Linked DNA regions of Mus musculus: region 2 is linked to region 1. The links are chromatin loops, found by intact Hi-C in ENCODE. Cell type or tissue: heart. All regions are shown on one strand. Each heading gives the region's core, and the rest is flanking DNA. Links, peaks and the distances in the headings are about the cores only.

The links. Peaks named below come from ENCODE experiments on the same cell type or tissue, not always from the same donor. Only the 100,000 strongest peaks of a DNase experiment are listed, where the experiment ranks them.
Region 2: it touches region 1 in a loop (2.2-fold over the local background); 2 of 42 quality-filtered maps call a loop at or near these places.

Annotation. Positions count from the first base shown.
Region 1 is chr10:84,967,338-84,971,745 of GRCm38, reverse strand. Ric8b (RIC8 guanine nucleotide exchange factor B) reads right to left here. Exons shown (of 10, transcript NM_183172.2): 5 at 1,655-1,883; 6 at 922-1,017. It overlaps Gm34633 (a long non-coding RNA gene), which reads left to right. Exons shown (of 3, transcript XR_003948930.1): 3 at 1,247-1,374. Among named protein-coding and RNA genes, the nearest start is that of Gm34633, 34 kb to the left of the region's middle. In heart, for the core only: a CTCF peak has its summit at 2,665; a DNase peak (open chromatin) is centred at 3,845; H3K4me3 peaks cover 598 bases; H3K27ac peaks cover 2,723 bases.
Region 2 is chr10:84,833,936-84,838,343 of GRCm38, reverse strand. It overlaps Rfx4 (regulatory factor X, 4 (influences HLA class II expression)), which reads right to left. Exons shown (of 18, transcript NM_001024918.1): 5 at 2,990-3,051. All of the region lies in intron 2 of Gm40728 (a long non-coding RNA gene), which reads left to right. Among named protein-coding and RNA genes, the nearest start is that of Gm40728, 27 kb to the left of the region's middle. In heart, for the core only: a CTCF peak has its summit at 2,015 (motif pointing left); no DNase peak of the experiment used is centred there.

The DNA.
Region 1 (4,408 bases), core at 293-4,292:
GAGGAGCAGAAAGCACTGAGCAAGGGGCCTGAGAAGAAGGTGAGTGAGGCTGAAACTGTCAGGAGCCTGTTACTGTCCAAGTCTTGAGTTTCAGAGGAGTGTGAGCAGTTCAGAGCTCACTGCTTCTTCTCAGCTAATGCCCCATCTCTCTCTCAGTGCACTATGTGAGCCGCACTTTCAAGACATACTCAAAGGATGAACTCTGGCCACTGCCATGCCTGCAACGCCTTTAGTTGCCAGGACTGCTCTCACTGTGTGTTGTGGCAGCCACCCCTCATCCTCCACTCTCCTCCCACACACAGCATCTCAAGTCTTCTCAACCCACATGAGGTCCTCCTATCAAGCCCCTGAAAGCACTCCAGTGCTTTCTCATCTTATTCTGAGAGAATCCAAAGTGTTATCCACGCTTGCCACTCGTCCACCACCGCACTGACAGCCTCTCCCTTCTGTCTTCTGTCACATTAGCTGCCTTGTTTCCTGCGTCTGAGAACACTAAATGTCTTCTCTCTGATAGATCCTCTTCAACATTCTCAGAGACACTTGCTATTTACCCAACTTTCTGCTCACTGTCACCTGTACAAGGAGGTGCTCCTGTGTCACAACTCTCCTTTCTGTCCCTCTGTTTTCTTTAGGACACTTCCCATGCGCTAAGTTATACAGGTACTCTTTTCATCACCTCCTGTAAGGCAAAGCCCATGAGAGTAACAAGCTCAGTGTGGAGCACGCAGAGCAACACAGCACACAGCACAGAGACCCCAGTAAACATTTGCTGGTTAAATGAATGAATAACAATGTGCACAAGATCATTTACTTCTGGCTGGAAGGTTTCTGATCTTCTGAAAGAAAACTATCACGAGACTTTATTAGTTCTATGTTAACAACATATATACAAAGTTTTAACTTTAAGATGTAAGCAATTACCTGATCTTTGAGAAATTTTCGGATGTTCCGATGGGCTCGGGAACATTCTGTTAATAAGCTGAGAACTGGAGTTAGACCCTCTCTATAGCTGCTTCCCTATAAAGAAAACCATGCATGCCATATTAGTTCAGTTCCTAAGGCTGGGGCTCTCCTCCATGTCATCTGAGAATAGGAAGACTTTCTTGAGGGGAGGGAGGGGAAAGGGGGGAGGATACCAACGTTTACAAATGACTTTAAAAGTTACTTTATGTAATATTTCCATAAGTTATCTTCATTTTACTATGTGGTTTTATCTTTCCTGCTTCTTCCTACATTTTTCTCCTAGGGTTTACACAAGCCCAGCCAATGTGCTTCAAAGAAGCAAAGGATTTTGAGACCCATCTATGTGACACTGCTGCCTTTCAGGAGAAACTGAGTGACAGACTAGAGAAATTTGAAGACAAAATACTTTGAACATGTCATTTGGAGAGGTTAGTTTTTACTTCTGACATTTACAGGGCAGCTAATTTTTCCTTTACTTTCAGACATTAGTTATAAATTTGGTGTAAAATACAATTTGAACATTACATAAATTCCTTGGTTTCTTCCAATGTGTCATTATCATGGTAATGTTCTTGGAGAAGTAGAACTATATAGCATGCCAAGCACCAAGGACAAGCTGTGCGCTCATGCTGTGTCATCTCTATGCGGGGCACATAGGGCTTAGGTGCGCCTTCCCACTCCAGCAGCTTACCTTATCAATTCTCTTCTCCATAAAATTGAGTAAAACGTGAATGGCCTCCATATTCATGCCATTGTATACCATGGTACTGTTTTTCAAAGCTGTGTCTTTCTCCGTTGTTTTATCACTGGGCAGTTCATCTAGAGTTGCTGCCTCTTGGGCTGTTTCTTCATGGGTTAATGGACAAATGAGAACATCCAAACAAGAGACTGGAACATTGCTTAAAAGGTTGACGGCATTACTGAAAGGCAATTTGAAAATACAATTATTTTAATTTGAGTGAATAGGCTTTTAAAATGCAAACATAATACAAAGTTCAGAGGTGACTTTTAGGAGTCAATTAAAATTTTTCTTTTTCAAACTGAGCCATTAATATGACTTGGCATTTACTAAAAGAAAAGAAAGACCTGTCTTAACCATACCCACGACAAAGTAAAAAGGAGCAATGGTAAACGGACAGACACAATGACAGGACAGCACGCCACCTTCTGAAACACTGAACAGGAATCAGGCAGCTGTAATGCCAGCTCTTTAATCTACTGTGACAATGGTGGCTCTGCATGCTCGTCAGGGCCTGAGCTGCTTTTGTGGGTCCAGTGCTGTTTATTGTCCCTCCGATTACAGCACCAAGCACTTGAGAAGCAATGTGATAAGCAGCTTATCACAGGCAACAACATTAAAGAGAAACACTACAGTATCAAGACTTGGGTTTTTTTTCTAATGTACAAAATACAATTTTTTATATTTCAAGGGAAAGCACAGTGCCCCCTTTCCTCTCTCACCGTTGGCTCTCACACTACTGTCCCATCTCTGTCCCAGGCCTTGTGACTTCCCTGGATTGTATAGGAGCCTGGGATGCACACCAGCAGGGGACCCAAACCTTGTATTTTGGCATTCCCTAAAAACCTTGTCCTAGCGCCCAGTATTCAAGAGGATAAAATGGTAGTAGAGATTCAGACCGAGGCATGTTTGCAAAGGAGATCTTTCTCCACATACCGTTTCACAGTTTTATCTGCCAGGAGAGGCAGTGTTCCTATGTGAGCTGATTTAATAGCCTGTACCCCAGGACTTCCTGGTAAACAACAATGGAAAGACAGGCATTACATTTCCTAGTGACACAGAAGCACGTCTAAAAATAACCACATCCTGACTAAAAATAAACCCTTGCAAATGTAGTTTAAAAGTATAACCGCCTGGAAACCAAAGTCAGGGCTTAATCCAGCCGATGCTGTCTTAATTCAGATCATAGCAATTTAAACGTAATTCATAGTGACATTCTAAAAAATAAAACAAAAAGAAAAACAATTTGAAGCATGGTTTTATTTCCCATGAATCAATATTTTATTCTCTTTATATTATGGAAAAAATTTTAAAAAATCATTTCTGAAAATCCGTTATAAATTAGACAGTACAGAAAATGAGTGACAATAAAGAGTGGTATGAACTGTGGGTCAGGAAACAAGTGAACTGTTGTTATGAACACATGGTCGCTGGTAAAGCCTAAGTTACGGTTGTCCTCACTGAAGCTGCTGTCAGTGCCACACACTCTCTGTCCTGTCATTTATGACTCTCAAAGGCAATTAAAGTACAACACTTTCCACACAAACTTTAGATTTCTTTTCTTGCAAGCTTCCAGGGTACCTAATTTATACTTTAAAATGGCTTGCTTCTCACTTAAGCATTTGGAAACTATTATTATTAGGAACCAGAGTCACTCGGGAGAAGAGAGAGGAAGAACTTTACCTAAGAATTACTCTCTAAACCGGTACAAGCCATTCCAAAATGCTATGATTTCCCCCTAAACACAAGACGGCCATCTCTGGAAAGCATCAGCAGTGTGACCCTCTGCATCTATCCCAGACCAGGCTGAAGAGTTTGAGAGTCGCTCTATTACAAAGGGCTGGTTCTCCTTTACATCCACTTCCAGGAGGAATGTTTAGAAATTCAGCATATCTAGGAAGCCAAATGTAGAGCTGGAATCAACAAATATTTGGATGTTTAAGGCTTTTCTTCTCATTACCTATTGAACTCAGTTCTCAAACAGCTACAAAATTAATTTTCTGGCTCGCTGTGTTCGAGCTATTCTTTTTAAGCAGGAAGGTCAGCCTTCTGAGCTCTGTCATTCTCTGACAGTTTTATTTGTGGTAGAAGAGTACATGAGATTCTCCAGCTTCCAGAAGTCGGTGCCAATGCACAGGTTTGCACAATGGTGTTTGCATTCCTACTCCAGGGGGTAGAAATGCTGTGTATATTACTCTCCTTTCCAGTTCCCAGAGACCATTAATCACTGTGCTGTGACACCCCACCCCCCCAGCTCAGGCTCCCAGCCCCTCCTGATACGCAGAAGGCTTACCAGCTGTGGGGAGGGAGGACAACCTTAGATTTGGCCTTCCATCAACTGCTGAACTCAACAAACACTGACAGTGAGGTGCATGCTAGCGGCCCACACCAATCCGCAGCAAGCAATGAACCTTACAGTCACATAGACTTTCTTCCTATTGAGGCTTATGTGTATATTTTCAAGCCTGGAAAGAAAGCTAGCCAAATCTGGAGATCTTCAAAAGATTCTCCTGATCTCTTTCAGTTAATAAAAAAAAAGAAAGAAAGAAAGAAAGAAAGAAAGAAAAGCTTATTATTTTTTCTTTTGTGGGAAGAGCACCTAAGATCTAACCTTTTTACCAAGTGTTAAATATATGCTACAGTATTGCTAATGGTAGACTCTGCTGTACAGCAACAATAGATGATACCACTCCCCCACGCCTCCCT
Region 2 (4,408 bases), core at 323-4,322, 130 kb after region 1:
TTTACGGGGAGGGAGAGATGGGTGCGTGTAACCTTCCCTTTCACAGCCCCCTTCCTGCTGGTACCATTCTGTGAAATTTCTGCCCAGTGGGCAGCTTGCCTCCATCTTCATGCCTCCTGGGATGAAGAACTCAGGCCCTCCGAAGGCAGCCCAGTTCATTTTCAGCCGATGTAGTTACCAGAAAGTTCTTTGTGTTGAGCTAATATCTACCGTCTGGGCCTTCTACTTCTCAACTGTCACATAACTGCCTTTCCGTCTGTGGGCAATCTGTGGGGGAGGGGCTGGTTCCAGGGACTCCAGAGGTACCTTGTGGTGGAAAGACAGTTATATAGCATACCCCCTTAGCTTTAAAATGTTTCTTATAACTTAAGGTCAAGACAGCCATATCTTAATATGACATTATGAGATAGTTACATTATCATAAGATAGAACCATTTATTTCCTGGTTAATCTATGCATGTAGCATAGATCTTCAATTACAGGAAAGCTACACTATTCTGGTCTGGTCCCGTCTTGGTTTTGCTACTTAGGTTCTGAAGGGAGAGTCAGCACTCCTTGCTAGACATACCTATGTCTCATCTATAGGAGTGGACTTGCTGAGGGATGTTGACAGGCCACGCTGCAGCCTGGAGACTCAGTTTGCAGCTTGAAACATCCCATTGCCTTTAGATTGGCTGGGCATGGGGGGTCCTCGTGGAGACAGTAGAATATGGCTGTGTGTAGAACTTTAAAAATGGATGATGCCTAATTTGCCACCATGTAGGTGAAAGAAAAAGAGGAACAGAAACCAGGCTTTCCTCAGAGGGGACTGTTCTCCAAGTGCATGCTCCTTCTATTTCTACCCTTTCTGGTTCTCCACATTTACCAACTCTTTCTACCATTCCTATTCTCCTTAGAAATCAGAAACTGCATATTGGAGCCAGTGGTTTTCCAAAGACCACAGGCTAGACAAACATTTCCATACTTTCCTATTTATCCAGCATCTTTGTATTCATCTTCTTCCCCACCTTGACAAGGTCTTGCTATGTAACTCAGGTGGCTGGCTTTTAAACATGTGGCCTCACACTCCTGCCTCAGACTCCAAAATCCTGGGAAGACTGAAAGATGTCACCTGGAGTAGCTTAAATCTGGTTCGACCGAGATTTTGAATTATCCACTTTTGATCACCAGCAAACAATTAAAAAAAAAAAAGATTGAAAATGTAAACGAGGAAAATACCTAATAATAATAAAAAAAAAGAAAAAAAAAGATTTTTGCACTCTATTCTTACAACCTTGCTTTTAAACAAAACACCAGACTTTTTCTTTATAAATGAAGTAGTTTGTTCTTCAGTGTAGTCACCCTGGGAAAGAAATCACTGAGAAATTATCTCAAGATGTCCTTTGTTCAAAAATTTTCTGGACAGTCCTTTGGAATTTCTCTCAAGAGCTTCTGATAAACACACACACACACACACACAGAGAGAGAGAGAGAGAGAGAGAGAGAGAGAGAGAGAGAGATACACATATAGACACAGATAGACATATGCAGAGACATAGACACAAATAAAAATAGATACACACACACACATATGCATAGACACCTATACACAAATATATAGACACACAGGCACATATACACATAGACACAGACATACAAACACATAGACACACACACAGATATATACACATAGATTCAGACACACACACAGTCTTATTTTCAGAGTTTACCAATAACAGGGTTTTCCCAACTTTGATCATCTGTTTTCTTCCCTTCCCTTCCACAACAAAAACCCAAGTTCTACTGCTCAGTGGCTCTGTCTCTGGGGTAATAGTGTGTGGGTGTGCTTCCAACCCTCCCCCTCCACAACGCTGAACCCCTAACCCCCTCTGTCCAGACATGACTTCTGCAACCTATGTGGAGATGTGATGTTCCTTCCTTTTGAAGAGGTTTTCGGGTTTGCTGGCTCACTGTGCTGCCTTCTCACTTACAGTTGTCAAAGGTCTAGAATGCCGCATAAGAAGAAGGCACCCTCTAGTGGAGTCAAGGTGCACATTAGCATGATAAAGGTTCTTAGAAGTCTCCCAGGAAAGGGAGCTGTTGAACTGGGTTGGCCACACTTGTGTGGCCACCTCTCTTCCAAGTGACACTTCCTGACCCCTGAAAGTTTCTAAACTATCCTGAGAGGCAACTGCTGTGTATCTTTGATGGAGTAGGACGGGCTGAGCCCCCCTTTCTGATACACACCTGGGAGACAGGAATTCTCGGGGGGGGGGGGGGGGGGGGGACGACTTCACTTCCTCTGCTCTTTACCATCATCTCCTCCAAAAGATCTTCCCCGTGCCTCTCCCTCCCCTTTTCTTACTCTCTGCTATGATGTGAAACATTGAGTCTTCTTTTCATGTCTGTCTTACATATCAGAACGTCCCTGGCAAGCCAGGCGTGATGGTTCAGGACTATGATCTCATGCGAGAGGTCCAGACAAGAGGATTGTGGTGAGCTTGAGCTTGCAGAGCAGGACCTCTGTCTCCTCAAGTGTTGGCTGGCTGGAAGGAACCACAGAGCCAGAGGGGGAGGAAACACGTGCCCATCCCCCCACGTTGTTGGAGCTGGTCTGTGCCTGTGGCCCACTGTATGCTCTCAGAGCAGAGGTTACTTCAACACTCCAAGCAACCTGGAAATGGTCTGAGAGATCACAGGGCTCCTTGGAAATATGTAAAGATTGCTTTACAGAGGACAACCGAGGACAAGGAGGCACAGAGTCAGATGGCATCGAGCAGCTGGGCCAAAGGTTTTTGGATGGCCAGGCTCTCTCCCTCTCTCTCCTCTCCCTCTCAAGGGTGCTGAGAGAGAAGCTGGCTGTCATAGACCTCCTCCACAGTCCCCCACTCTAGGCACAGACCTCCCCACGGGCCTGCAGACCATGCTCCTGAGGAGCATCCTGGGGTCTGGCCTCGAGGTCCAGAGACAGATGCTGTGAATGAAGGCATTGTGGCTGTTCCGTGCTTACTTTGACTGTCCTCGGGTCCCGAGTCTTCTGGTGGTTAGCTGAGGAAACTGCTGCCTTATGATCTGTAAGGGCGACACAAGAACCCATCAGGAGCAGTGGTGTACCAGGACTGAAAGGGGAAGCAAGCCGGTGCCGGTGCAAAGACTGGCTAGGAGTCTTTGGGAACACAATGGCACAGACTCCTGGTGTTGGGGTGGGGGAGGGGGCAGGTGGACAGTACATTGGCAGTTGTGGGGCTCAGACCCTGAGGGGCTCAGTGGGAAATCTCACCGGGCTACCATGCTTTATCTCCTCTTATTCACAACACAGGAAATCCCAGGAAGCTCTAAAATAGACCATTCTCCCTTGAGACCGCCATCACACTTGGAGCCAAACCCACCTTCAGTCCTGTAACTAGGCCTTGTGTACCATCCCGATTTTGTCCCTATGAGTTGGCCTCTTTCCACCCCCACATCTCACTACAGGAAGTTCACCCACATCTCACAGACTTGCTTCCATCTCTGCAGATGACATTTGGGGCTTCTGAACAAGATGCCCCTGCTCAGAGACCTCCTGGGACCAACCAGTGTCCAGTAGCAACAGTTGTCTCTTGCGTCTCCAGGTTCTACTGGAAGGCTTCTGTCTGAGTGCAGCCAGAGCGCTTCCTCACTGAGTACCAATTGCCTCTCTTGCTACTTGAATATAGCGTGTGTGAGAGCAAAGACCCTGCTTGCTCAGAGTTGGGACTTGGGAAAGCTTGGTCTTGCTGTGGACTGAAAAGATAAGGTTCTGATCCCTGTCCAGAGGAGACTATCATAATTACTGTGGCTTGGACAACCATGCTCCTGAAAGAAGTCCAGAGAGGAGGCCGTCTGCCAAAGTAGGGATGCACCAGCAGGCCTCCTTCGTTGGTGTTTACTGAGATGGTGTTTTTGGTGAGGTGATATAATGAAACGTTTATGCGGTGGCACTGGGGAGACAAGGGGACCTGGATTACATCTTGGCTCTGCCACTTGTGAGGTGGATGCATTTGCATTCACAAGGCACACCCCTATTTACAAAATGGGAATGAGGGGCTGGAGAGATGGCTCAACTATTAAAAGAATGTCCTGTCCTTTGCAGAAGGACCTGAGTTTGATTCCCATGTCTGGCAGTCCACAGTTCCAAGGAGCCCAACACCCCCTTCTGGCCTCTGCAAGGACTTGCACTCATGTGCACATACCCACCCACAGACGCCCACACATACTCATCCTTAAAAATAAAAAACTTTAAAATAGAAATGATAATAACCTCTACCTTAAAGAATCCTTGTGAAATGTGTGCATGCAGATGTGTGTATGTGTGTGTGTGTGTGTGTGTGTGTGTGTGTGTGTGTGTACAGAGCCCAGTGCTTAGTAAATGCTCAATACGTGAGTTTCAGAACCTCCCAATGGCTTTGGC